Regions from separate parts of the Homo sapiens genome. Here regions 1 and 3 are each linked to region 2. The links are chromatin contacts, found by Hi-C or POLR2A ChIA-PET in ENCODE. All regions are on one chromosome and are shown on one strand. Each heading gives the region's core, a stretch centred on a gene start or an enhancer-like site at or near the end of the contact. The rest is flanking DNA. Distances are from core to core; before and after follow the strand shown. Region 1 overlaps CFDP1 (craniofacial development protein 1). Region 2 holds the start of ADAT1 (adenosine deaminase tRNA specific 1). Region 3 holds the start of BCAR1 (BCAR1 scaffold protein, Cas family member).

Region 1 (4,376 bases), core at 2-2,501, 320 kb after region 2:
TCATCTGGAGGCGAGATAGCACAGTGCACCACCCTGAGAGTTGGGAGAGATCTTCCTTTGTCCCGGATCTGCATTGTCTATTGTTTTGACCCTTGTTTTATCATTTAACCTCTCTGAACTTTGTTTATTTGTCCAACTTAATACAAGGATGATGAAGCTTGCCCAGCCCATTCTGAGTTGATCTTAAGCTCAGCATGTACTGGGGTGTGACCCAAACAGGGAAGTTGACATCCTCTCTACTAAAGTTAATAGAATGAGAATGTTCAGGGTCATTGTTCAGTCCCAGCAGTCTGGTGTTCAGTGTGGACGTTGGCCTGTTGGCTCACACCAGGCAGAGGGGGTGAGTAGTCGTTCACGCTGCTTTGCGGCAGGGACGTGGGGTTTCAGAATGGGTTAGGGTGATACTAGGTTATTTCAAAGATGATCCCTTCCAACTCTGAGACTGGGTCCTGTGTCACAGGCCTTAGTGAGAGTTAGATGAGATCATGGCTACAAAAGCACTTGGAGAACAAACATTCTAGACAAGTAAAGGTATTATTATCAGTAGACCATGTGACATTAGCTCATAGTTTTTAAATGTTTAACTTTCTTGCATATCCCCGTGAGGCGGAAAATAACTTCCAAGTTCCTACATGCTGGTAGATGATTTCGTTTCATTTCATAAAGAGACCAAACCTTTCCTCATACCATCTTAACTGCATTTTGCTTTTCTTATTTTATTTCATATGTTTAACAATGACTGGAAACATTTGACCTGCCAAGACTTGAATTTGGGCATCTGGGGTTTCTCCCACTGTCCATGATAGCATCACCAGCAAGTGGAGCACAGGCTGTACATTCCCCGTGTGAGCTTTCGGAGTGAGGAATGTTCTCCACCTCCTGGAAAAAACAGGGCCCAACTCACAGGAGTTAAAAGGAAACTGATTTTAGAACCCTCTTACAGTACTGTGACTTTTCACTCATCAGTGTTGGGAACTGGTTCTCTTTCTCTTAAAAGAACCCCCTGGGGCTTTAAGCTTAAACGATGACAGTGACTCAGAGTGGCTCATGCTTATTGCACCTTGACGCTGTGCCAAGTGCTGTTTTAGCCCTTTACGTGTAAGATACACCACAGCCTGTGAGTAAGCATTTGCTTTGTAGATTAGGAAACCAAGGAACATGCAGTAAATAACTGGCCTAGAGTCACACAGTTAAGCTGGAAGTTGGACCTTGGCATGTGACTCCAAAGCCCTGCCTGAAGCGCTGCTCCTCCCCTCCTTGCAAGCAGAGACCTGCCACACAGAGCCCACAGAGGTCTGAAGAAGGCAGGATTTCCTGTTCGTAGCTCAGGAGAGCAGACAGTGGTGTTAAGCAGGAAAAGCACATTAGAATTCCAGTTTACTTACAGTGCTCTCCACACCAGGAAGGAAATGCCCCAAATATGAACATGGCTTCCACTAAGATAAATGGCCCCAATCTAGGGGATTCCCATTTGCATCAGAAAAACTGTTAATATAGAGATCAGAGTTTTTACCTGCTACATCTTTCATATTTTCTTTCCTTAGGTTAAAAAGATCAAGTGGCATGAGCAGCCTTTTGGGGAAAATTGGTGCCAAGAAGCAGAAAATGAGCACCCTTGAGAAGTCCAAACTGGACTGGGAGAGCTTCAAGGAGGAAGAGGGGATTGGTGAAGAACTGGCCATCCATAATCGAGGGAAAGAGGGGTAAGAAGGAGTAGGTTTTATGCCTTGGAAAATCCTCAGAACCCTGAAATCAAATGATTTATTGGAGACAAACTGCCCACTGTAAGCAAGCAGGAGCTTTTCATGATGGAACTAAAAATGTGAGCACTTTGGTTTGTCAGTAAGTCTCTGTTCCAGTGTGGGGCAGGGCCTGTCACTGGGAAGGCCACTGCGGGTGGAGGGAAGGCGGGGCATGTGAGGAGTACTCTCAGGGGCCAGTCACATCTGCCAAGCTGAATTTGCTGAATTACAGCTCCAGTGAACTGTAAGTTGCCTAGTGGTTGGATCTGGCCTGTGGTAGCAGCCTTGGCCTTATCTGAATCATTTGTCCTTCTGAGAAACCAAACTAGTTCAGATCCGTCAAAAACTGAGCCAATGGAATGCCTAGATGTTGCATTATTGTGAATTTTTTTTTGTCTGTGTCATTATGGCCTGGGGTGGGGCTTTACCCTTGGCTATAGCCTGTGTGATAGGCCAGGCCCTCAGACAGCACCCCAGGCCATCACTTGCACCTCTTTCTCTTCGCTGTGGAATACAAAGAGAATGTTCATAACCTACGTATTCAGTTGTAAAAAGGGTCCTTTCCTTGTCATATTTGTCTTACTGGTGATTAAACAAAAAATCAAGAAAGAAATGGTGGCCAGGCATGGTGGTTCACACCTGTAATCTTGGCACTTTCGGAGGCCGAGGCGGGCAGATCACTTGAGGTCAGGATTTCGAGACCAGCCTAGCCAACCTGGCAAAACCCCATCCTACTAAAAATATAAGAATTAGCCAGGCATAGTGGTGCACACTTGTAATCCCAGCTACTTGGGAGGCTGGGGCAGGAGGATCACTTGAACCCACTAGGTGGAGGTTGCAGTGAGCCAAGACTGAACCACTGCACTCCAGCCTGGGTGACAGAGCAAGACTGTGTATCAAGAAAGAAAGAGAGAGAGAGAGAGAAAGGAAAAGAAAAGAAAGAAAAGGTGTTCATAAGTACTTACGGACCTCAGAAGGCACTAAGGAAGTTACCACAGAAGTGGCTTCATGGCTCAAAATCAACAGTCCTCACCCCTAGCCATGAAAGGAAATGTTGAGTGTCCCACCAGAGAGCCCTGGCTGCTCGGCAGCTCTGCTTCTTACCAGTAAGCTCTTCTCCACCAGCATACTGGACACCTCTGAGGCTCAGCTCCTTTACCAATAAAACTGGGATAACGATACCATCCTCACTATGTGGTTGTGATGATCTCATGAGATAATATATGTATTGCTTACGTATATGTAATATACATAAAGCACTTTACAGAACACCTGTCACATAAAGGCTTGCGTTAAGTCGAAGTCATTCAAGTTTTTTTTAAGAGACAGGGTCTCACTATGTTGCCCAGGCTGGTCTCAAACTTTTGGGCTCAAACGATCCTCCTGCCTCGGCCTCCTATGTAGCTAGGACTACAGGGGCACACCCCTGCACCCAGCTCATTCAGTTTATTAATGATAGACAAAGGATTTATTGGGGGGGGTCATATTTCTAAATTAGGCTTCAAGATTATCTAAATGAACCTGGAAGCTGACCAGTATGGTTTTTTTTTCCCTAAACATACATACATACATACATACATACATTTATTTATTTATTTATTTATTTATTTATTTATTTAGAGATGGAGTCTCACCCTGTCACCCAGGCTGGAGTGCAATGGCGTGATCTTGGGTCACTGCAACCTCTGCCTGCCGGGTTCAAGCGATTCTCCTGCCTCAGCCTCCCAAGTAGCTGGGATTACAGGCGCGCGCCTACACGCCCAGCTAATTTTTGTATTTTTAGTAGAGACGGGGTTTCACCATGTTGGGCAGGCTGGAATGCAATGGCGTGATCTTGGGTCACTGCAACCTCTGCCTGCCGGGTTCAAGCGATTCTCCTGCCTCAGCCTCCCAAGTAGCTGGGATTACAGGCGCGCGCCTACACGCCCAGCTAATTTTTGTATTTTTAGTAGAGACGGGATTTCACCATGTTGGGCAGGCTGGTCTCAAACTCCTGACCTCGGGTGATCTGCCCACCCGCCTCGGCCTCCCAAAGTTCTGGGATTACAGGTGTGAGCCACCACGCCCAGCCCTAAAAAAAAACATTTTAAACAGCTTCATGAGCTTGTTTAACTAGCAGACTTCTAGATCAGCCTAAGCTGGAATGCTACAGGACAGGGAGAGGGGGCCAGAGTGATCAGGGGAAGACTCCGGATGAAGTGCAGTGTTGTCTCTTCACGAGTGGTAGCTCTGACATGCGCCCCAAACCTCTCCATTCAGATTCAGCTCCAGTAACTCGCAGCTCTGTCCTGTTCTCCACTCTTGCACAGTGATCTGAGACAGCAGAGGAACTATCAGCGTGTGCTACACATTATTGCTTCTCTGAATATTGATTATATGAGTTGGACAGTGTTCACTCTGCTTGAGTTAATAGAGGTCTTAGAAAAGTAAGGAGTGTTGGGAGCAGTGGCTCACTCCTGCAATCCCAGCACTTTGGGAGGCCAAGGCAGGAGGACTGCTTGAGCTCAGGACCAGCCTGGGCAACATAGCAAGACCTTGCCTCTACTAAAAATCAAAAACATTAGTTGGACGTGGTGCACACCTGTAGTCCCAGTTACTTGGGAGGCTGAAGTGTGAGGATTGCTCACCTCCAGA
Region 2 (4,327 bases), core at 190-2,689:
GTAATAGAGCATTCAGTTACTGGGTGACAAAGGCCCCTGAAGTATCCAGGCAGCTATATTACTTATTCCCGGCAATCCAAAGGTTTTTAGACCTGTTCTGCCCACTACACTGTAGTAGTACTGTACTACAGTAGCCAGTAGCCACATGTGACTATCCAGCATCTGAAATGTGGCTGATCCAAATTGGGATGTATTCTAAGTGTAACACACACCAGATTTCTTAAACTTCGCATTAAAAACAGAACAGAACATAAGTATTTTTTAAAATATTGAGACTCGGCAGCCAGGTGCGGTGGCTCACGCCTGTAATCCAGCACTTTGGGAGGCCGAGGCGGGCAGATCACGAGGTCAGGAGATCGAGACCATCCTGGCTAACATGGTGAAACCCCGTATCTACTAAAAATACAAAAATTAGCCTGACGTGGTGGCAGGCACCTGTAGTCCCAGCTACTCGCGAGGCTGAGGCAGGAGAATGGCGTGAACCTGGGAGGCGGAGCTTGCAGTGAGCAGAGATTGCGCCACTGCACTCCAGCCTGGGTGACAGAGCGAGACTCCGTCTCAAAAAAAAAAAAAAAAAAAAAAAAAATATATATATATATATATATGAGACAGACAGACCGACCCCGGGCATCGTGACTCACGCCTGTAATCCCAGCACTCTGGGAGGTTGAGGCGGGCGGATCACTTGAGGTCAGGAGTTCGAGACCAGCCTGGTAACATGGCGAAACCCCGTCTCTACTAAAAATAACAAAAATGAGCCGGGTGTGATGGCGGGCGCCTGTAATCCCAGCTACTTGGGAGGCTGAGGCAGGAGAATCGCTTGAAGCCAGGAGACGGAGGTTGCAGTGCGCCGAAATTGCGCCGCTTCCAGCCTGGGCGACAAAGCGAGACTCCATCTCAAAAAATTTTTTGATTATATGTTGAAATAATACTATTTGGGATGTATGGGTTAAATAAAATATATATGATTGTTTCTATTTTGACTTTTAATGAGGCTACTGGAAATTTTTAAATTACGTATATGGTTCGAATTATATATCTATTGGACAGTGATGTTACAGATAGAAATACAGCATAGTCAGGAGAATCGCTTGAACCGGGAGGCGAAGGTTGCAGTGAGCCGAGATCGCGCCTCTACACTCCAGCCTGAGCAACAGAGCAAGACTCCGTCTCAAAAAAAAAAAAGAAAAAGAAAAAAATTCAGCCGAGTGCTGCAAGATACGTCATTCTAGTTGAAGGAATATCTAAGCCAACAAGCGGCTCCCATCATCCGGTTTCACGCCTCTCTAAGACGCAGCCAGGGCTGCGGGACTTGAAGCGCGGGAATCTCGGCCCTGGCACCGACTCCCCGGAAAAACTACAGGGCCCGGCATGCACTGCGCGCCTCTGGGAGCGGGAGCCGAAAGGAACCGGCGCTTTGTGACGTCACGTCCGCCTTACCGGCGGATTAAGCTCGCTTTCTTCTAGGCGCGTTTCCTGAAGGTGGGAGGGGAGCGTCCGCGAGGCGCTGGGGCGACGGGGCAGGTTTATCCGGGCTAACTTTGCCGAGTCTGTTTTTGAGGGAAGAGGTTGTGAGGATCGTATCTTCCGGGACGCGTTTCACGTGGGAAGGCGCTCCACGCCTGGAACTGTCAGCAGCCGGCGCCTGAAGAGCTCCTGGCGCGGGGCCTCTGGCCTGGCAGCCGCAGGACCCAATGGATCAGGCGCTCACGCTGTTCTCACTGCATGGCTTCAGTGCCTTGCCTGGCACCTCCTATCCTGTAACTGGCCGACTCGGGGTCCCACCCAGGCTTCTCCAGCGGCCGGGAAGGGGCTCTGCTTCCGGAAGTGTTTAGGAAGGGAGCCAGCGTAAACCAGAGTCCCTTCCTCCAAGCATCGCTGAAGCCTTTTCTCCCCTGGCAGCCGACTTCCTTTTCTTTGGAAAGGACGTCAGTTTTTTTAGCTTGTTGAAACTGTTCAGAGATGCGGTCTTGTGGGCAAATAAATGCCTGTTTAGCTGAGCTGTTATTTTCAGCTAAGAAGTTCTTCAAGTTTTCAAGATCTAGGAGGGGGTGTAGGCTCGAATTATAATGGACCCAGTGTAGCAAAACATTTATTCATTTAAACAATTGTGCATGCTCATTCAGACGCACTACCTGAGTGAGATGATGCCGTTCTGGGCTGCTTCATCTTAAAGAGAGTCACTGTTTCTTCTGGCAACTTCTACCTGCCTTGCCTATCGAGGTTTGTGAATTGCACCTCTGGTTTAATTTCAGGTCGATGGCCAGGTGGTCTTCATAAACTATACTGCCTTGTGATGCCTCCCTAGAAATGAGAGGTGAGTCCCTTCCAAACGAGGATTCTAGGATCTCATGCTTTCTTTTCTTGACAAGGCTTGCCCTGGCCCTCTGACTTTCAAGTCACAGGGTCTCACTTCCTGCAGATTTTTGTTTTAAATCACTGTGGTCTGATTTACCAGTAGCATTCACTACAGTAGCGAGCCTGCACGTTGCGCTGCAGGGGATTCATAACAATACCATCTTTCAAAAGCTGCATGCACTGGAGCTCAGGAAAGCCTTTTTTGTTTTTTTGAGAGGGAGTCTCGCTCTGTCACCCAGCCTGGAGTGCAGTGGCACAATCTCGGCTCATTGCGACCTCCGCCTCCCGGGTTCAAGCGATTCTCCTGCCTCAGCCTCCCGAGTAGCTGGGACTACAGGCACGCGCCATCACGCCCGGCTAATTTTTTTGTATTTTCAGTAGAGACAGGGTTTCACCACGTTGGCCAGGCTGGCCTCGAACTCCTGACCTCAGGTGAGCCACCGCGCCCGGCCTTCAGTTTGGTTTTACAGTGCTTAGCTATGTCTATCACAAGCTCATCTTCTACTGGGAAGCTTTTTGTATAATTGAGTCCAAATGAGATCAGGATGTGCCTAGTGAGCATTGATAGGGCCAAGAGTGAGAGATTTCCCTGCAAAGTATCCTAGGGATCTGCTTGATGGTTTTTTAATTCATGGCTTTCTATGCCCATTACAGCCCTCCCCCTTTCACCCCCACCACCAGGTAGCTCAAGGCAAATTAACCAGGAAAATCATCAAATGTTATTTTTTGTAATAGTAATCACAGTTGACCTTAATTATGCTCAACATAGTAGCAATTGCTTTTTATAAGTATTACTTATTTAACCCTCACAGTAACCCTAAGTATTATTTAATCTTCACAATAATCTAAATAGGTTAGATACTATTGTTATCACTATTTTGACAGATGAGGAAACAGACCCAGCAAGGTTAAGTAGTCTATTCAGCATCACAGTTAATTTGTGGCAAAGCCAAAATTAGAACCCAGAAAGGGTGAATCCAAAGTCCACACCCTTAAGTAGAGCTCTATGAGAACACGTAACTGCTGAGAAACATTTCAGTGGGGATTTACTAGAGGGCGGTAGAGAAACACTCTGCTGTAGGGGAAAGGAGAAAAATAAAATGCCTGGAAAAAGAAGACAGATAAGAACATCTGTCCAGAAAGATAAACCTTATACAGTGAGGGTCTGCCCAAAGCAAGTGAGTCTGCAACCCTTTACATGCCGTTTCCAGTGAAAACTGGAGTAGTGAGGACATTTCCTTCTCGTGTCCTTTAATGTTGAGTAGAGGATGCAGACTCCTTAGAAATGTATCAGATATATAACATTAAGAAAAACTTGAAACAATAATTTTGGGGATTGGTAGAATTTGGGGTTTCTTTGATCTTTCATTAAAGATGAAAAGGGGGCAGGGAGATAGTAGAAGAAAATGATCCATAGAGTTCCAGATAGGGAAACCTCGGTCTGCTCCATTTGAAAGACTCGAAGCATGGATATGAGAGGCTGTAGCATCGTGCACTGGTTCTCCTTTCCGTACTTCTGATGGTTGTGGTTTTTGATCAAGGTCTCAATACCAGCTCAGACCATGTGGACCGCGGATGAGATTGCTCAGCTATGCTATGAACACTATGGGATCAGGCTGCCCAAGAAGGGGAAGCCTGAGCCAAACCATGAGTGGACATTATTGGCAGCGGTGGTGAAGATACAATCTCCAGCTGACAAGGCCTGCGACACCCCTGATAAGCCGGTGCAAGGTGAGACTTTTTCTTCTTGGCATGCTCCTCACTGTGAGAGATGGTAAAATTATGCATTGCTGTACTGTGAGGGTACAGTCGTGGGTAGGGTGTGAACTACGATGTTAGGCATATGTGCTTGTCCTCTGCTAGGTGACGCAGTACCTCTGATGGCGGGAGACCGCCATGCTGGAACCGCAGACCTTGGTTGAGTGGGCCTCTGGGAATCCCCTAGAGGAGTGTGCAGGCTGATCACACC
Region 3 (4,187 bases), core at 625-3,124, 370 kb after region 2:
CCATCCACCTCCTCTCTGCACCGCCCTCCTTGGCCAACTAGGATGGAGCAGGGGCCAGCTCCCTTGAGGGCCAGGCCTTTTGTGTCCTTGCCCGTCCCTGCAGAGACTGCTGCCTGGGGCCCTGCCAGCAGGGCACTGCCTGCCCATGAGGCCTGGTCTCCCCTCCCCACAGAAGTGGAGGCCCAGGGATGACCTCAGGCTCCTGAGGGTCCCGCTGGTTCAGACCTGCTCTCTGGGAAGCTGGTGTGCCAGCCAGGCTGAGGAGTGGGTGGCTGGACAGGGTCAGGGTGCAGGAGGGGCCCGGCACAGCTCTTGGGAACAAGCAGGAGGAGATGCTCCAGGCAGCTTCCCTGAAGGCTGGCTCCTCTTCTGAGGCGAGGCGGGCTGTGTCGGGGAGGCACAGGGTGTTGGCTAGCTGTTCTGTTCCTCCTGAGGACTCTGGGTCATGCTCTGTCTCATCCCACTGCTCCTTCCTCACCCGCTGTGCTGTGAGTTCTGGCCAATGCTTCCCAAGCCAAATATTGAAGAAATGCAGACGTCCAGTTTTTTGGGAGGGGTGGGACACAGGAGTCTGTTTTTTAACTAGCTCCCCAGAGCACCTGAGCAGCAAATCATGGGCTGTCCTAGCCCCTTTTCAGATGAGAAAGGAGCCCAGAGAGGGGAGAGGGCCTGCCAAGGTGGCACATCTGGCCAGGCGCTGCGTAGGCTGAGCCCTGGGGGTCAGACAGAGGGGCAGCTGCAGGCCCACCTGGGCTTGTGTCTTCCATAGGCCATGCTTGAGAATTCTCTGCTGCGTGAAGCCGGGTCTACCCCGCTGCTTCCCTGCCACCAGGGCTGCCTCGTGGCATCCCATTGCTCAGCCAGTGGCCCAGGATTGTTGACTGAGGGTCCTGTCTGGTCTGGACCAGGCTCGGTCCTATCATCTCCCTGCAGATTGTGCCTCCCTGGCCTGGCCCAGGGGCTCTGGCACCCTGGTTCTGCTGCATGGGGTGACAGTCACTGACCTGCAACCGAGCAAGGGGCAACTCAGGAGAGCCAAGGTTGTCTCCACTCGGTTTCCCCCGAGTGATTCTTCCTTCTATCTCCCTCATTCCCCCAGTGCCGCTCTCCTACCCCATGTCGCTGAAGCAGATGAGTTGGAGCAGGACTCAGGAGGGTACTAGGCCCAGGTTTTAGGCTGAACCTAGGAATGAGTAATGAGAGGAGGCAGATCAGCTGGAGGACCAGCCCGAGTCCCCAGATGTCGGCACAATGCAGGGGAAGGTAGGTGCTGCCCGTGAAAAGCGCTGGGTCGAGAGCTCGCCAGCCTCCCTGCTTGAGGCTTCATTTCCTGGGGTCCTTACACGGTGGGACCGTCTACAGTCGGAGCTGTGGTGGTGATGATTCGTCTCCTACAGGCTGGGGCACGCCCCCTCCCCTTTCCCTCTAGATTCAGATTTGAGTCCCACGGCCCATGGACACGCGATGAATGCCCTGGGGTTGGTTAGCGGGAAAGACAAGTCGACTTGAGGCCATGTCTCGGCTCTGGAGGAAGAAGGCAAACCGGGCAGCCTTCCCAGAAGTGGAGGAGTTTGCGTAGGCCTTCGGTGCGTTCTCGCCTGGGTGGAAGGCGGGGACGTGCATTTGTTGGAGAGCGGTGTCCTGCGCCCTAGGCTGGAAGCCTGGCCTCGGGCAGGGGCCTGGAGCCTCGGGGTTGGAGGTGGGGGGCGGGGCGGGGGGCGGCCCCTACTGGGCGGGCTTCTGTCTGCGCGCCCGCGCCCCCGACAGGCGGCTTATTTGCATGGAGAGCGGCGGCGGCCAATGGGCGCGCGCGGCCGGGCATGCTGGGATCGGGCTGGGCCGGCTGGGCCGTGGCGGCAGGCGGAGAGCGGCTGGACCGGCTCTGGGTGGCCGAGGCGGCAGCTGCGCGGCGGCACCGGGGCGGCTGCGGCGCGCTCGGAGCCCCGAGGGCACGCGGCCCGGGCAGCTCGGTGTGCGCCCCCGCGAGAGCCGGGGCCCCAGGCCCGCCGGACACCATGAACCACCTGGTGAGGGCGCCAGGTGGGGCCGGGCCGCGTACGGGCTTGGAGGCGGCAGCGGGCTGGAAGGGGTTAAGCGAGCGGCATTTCCTGCCGGACCTGCGGGGCCTGGGAACCGCCGGCCGGGGTCCGCGGCCCTGGGATCTCCTTCTGCCCTGGCCGGGAAGCCGGGAGGCAGGAACCGCGGGGGCTCCGGAGCCTGTGCGCCTCGGGTGCGTTGGCGGGGCCGGGCGCGGGGGCCGCCAGCCGGTAGGAGGGTTCCTGTGTCGGGAAAGTGGCTGGCGGGGCCCGCGCTCCCCGGCCGACGGCCGCCTGCTGTGTCACCTTGGGCCTCTGCGCCCTGCCTCCGAGCCTCAGTTTCCTCGGCTGCGAGGAGGGGCCGTTGAGCCTCTGGCGGGTGGTCCGGCTGGTGTGGCGTGGGGACTGCCCACCGGCTCCCGGAGAGGGAGGAGCTCCGGGGGACCGAGGCCGGGCGGGCAAGTGCGTGGCGCCAGCGGGGAAGGCTGCGCAGCCGGAGCACCCGGCTCCAGTTAATGATTCACTCCGGCCGCCGGCGCGGGGTTCCGGGAGCGGAGCGGGAGTGGGGGCGGGCGCGCCGCGGGCTTTGCAGCCCCGCACGCCGAGCGCCGGTGGAAGCCGGGTCCTGGCCACAGGAGTCCTAGCCGCACGCGAGTGTCGCGGGAGGGGGCCAGGGCCGGGTTCTGCAGTGTGGACATGAAGGCTTTGGAGTCCATGGTTGGGGGACCCGCAAGAGCTAGAGCAGGGTCGGAGCTCCCTCTCGAGGGTCCGAGAGGCTGATCGCTGGACCGAGGTGAGGGAGTTGGGAAAGCGGAGATTTGCCTAGGGGTGCGGGGTGAGGGGCTTACGGCCTGGAAGATGTTGGGGTTTCGAGTTCCAGATCGGGGACAGCAGCTCCTTTTCTACCACAAGGCTCCCGTTCCCTCCTGAGAGTCCCTGGTTTCCTTTCCCACACCCCTCCCGGGGCCCGCCGCAGCTTTGGTCACCTTCTCAGAATGACCATGGGTTGATCTCTTCTTTGCTAGTGAGATGTTTCCCATCGCCCTGGGCCGGGACACGCCCCCTCTTGTGCCCATTCCTTTCCCTCGGTGGAGAGTTGGGTGGTGGGGGCTGGCCGGCCTGTGAGAGCAGGTGTCGGGGTGCCTGGAGAATCGGGGCCCAGGTACGGGGGTGGCGGGGCTGTGGGGAAAAGAGCTTTGGGGAGGAGCTGCTGACACTTCCTCCTGGCACTGCTTGCCCGGGAGCTGGGTGGAGGCAGGGCAGGGCAGGGCAGTCCCAGGTTCTGCCAGGAAAGTCACCTTGGGCTGGGGCAGGAGGCTTGGAGCTTCTGGCCGTTACTGTTTGTCTGAGCAGGAGGGTGAGCACTGTGTACTGGTACCATGGCCCCAGGTCTAGGCGAGGGATGGAAATAAGGACAGTGCCACTAGGGCCTCCTGTCTGTACAGGAGGGGCCCTGAGACAGCTCCTCAAACCCCTTTCCCATTATACGGATGGTGCAGATGGGGACACTGAGGTACAGAGAGACAGTCAGTTGTCCTCAGAATTGGATCCAGAACCTCGTCTTCTGGCATGGCCCCCCAGTGCAGCACCACATGTGGCCTCCGAATTCCCAGTCTGGGATTGGGGGAGCTCTGGTCCTTGGGGGACCACCATGCTCTTTTGGAGTTGTCAACTTGGTAGGAACCCTCTGGTTCCAACGCTGTGCCTTTGCGGCCCTCTCCTGGCATCTGCTGTCCCTTTAGGAGGTCCTACCACCCTTTTCTTCTGAGCCTGGACAACTCCTTCCCTTGCCCCCAGGAGCCCACAGCCGGCTAAACCAACTGGTCAGCTAGAACCAACCAGCAGGGGAGGTGCGCTCCAGGGGGGCTTCTAAGAGGAGGCAGTTTTGGAGTCAGAGGTGAAGTGTGGGGAGTGGGATTGGGTGATAGGGAAGTTTCTCCAGCAAAGACACTGGGCAAGCCTCTTCCTTGGCCCCCAGATAAAGGGCTGCAGGGTGGTCTCCGTGTAAGAGGGTGGGGCTCTGCCCTCTGTCAGGCCCTTCCTGGCCCTCCGAGCACAGGAGAGGCCCTGGCTCCACCTGTGTCTTGCTTCCCTGACTTCCTCCCACCTCTACATTCTAGCCTGGGGCAGAAGTAGGGTGGAGGGGTGGGT

The links. A loop is a pair of places that touch in the nucleus more often than their neighbours do. ChIA-PET counts read pairs that join two places held with the same protein, here RNA polymerase II (POLR2A). Pooled maps may share reads with other maps.
Region 1: a pooled map shows a loop between it and region 2 (5-fold over the local background). The contact joins the enhancer-like site here to the promoter of ADAT1 in region 2. A Hi-C loop is called at or near these places in 5 of 50 pooled maps. POLR2A ChIA-PET finds 5 or more read pairs at or near these places in 3 of 52 experiments (activated CD8-positive, alpha-beta memory T cell, activated T-cell and activated naive CD4-positive, alpha-beta T cell).
Region 3: a pooled map shows a loop between it and region 2 (16-fold over the local background). The contact joins the promoter of BCAR1 here to the promoter of ADAT1 in region 2. A Hi-C loop is called at or near these places in 5 of 50 pooled maps. POLR2A ChIA-PET finds 5 or more read pairs at or near these places in 4 of 52 experiments (BJ, GM12878, H1 and 1 more).

The regions. Positions count from the first base shown.
Region 1 is chr16:75,302,351-75,306,726 of GRCh38, reverse strand. CFDP1 (craniofacial development protein 1) reads left to right here. Exons shown (of 7, transcript NM_006324.3): 6 at 1,545-1,703. Among named protein-coding and RNA genes, the nearest start is that of BCAR1, 53 kb to the right of the region's middle. RefSeq lists an enhancer at 376-1,575. Within about 2 kb of position 1,251, at least 34 of the 41 ENCODE cell types and tissues checked have a DNase peak (open chromatin) inside an H3K27ac peak, as active enhancers do.
Region 2 is chr16:75,620,393-75,624,719 of GRCh38, reverse strand. ADAT1 (adenosine deaminase tRNA specific 1) reads left to right here and starts at 1,439. Exons shown (of 10, transcript NM_001324445.2): 1 at 1,439-2,317; 2 at 3,900-4,089. The coding sequence starts at 3,921. RefSeq lists enhancers at 1,126-1,645, 1,525-1,764, 1,646-2,165, 2,166-2,685, 2,686-3,206 and a silencer at 3,275-3,569.
Region 3 is chr16:75,249,311-75,253,497 of GRCh38, reverse strand. It overlaps BCAR1 (BCAR1 scaffold protein, Cas family member), which reads left to right and starts at 1,874. Exons shown (of 7, transcript NM_014567.5): 1 at 1,874-2,027. The coding sequence starts at 2,016. RefSeq lists enhancers at 1-40, 41-581, 1,122-1,662 and silencers at 1,662-1,771, 1,832-1,991.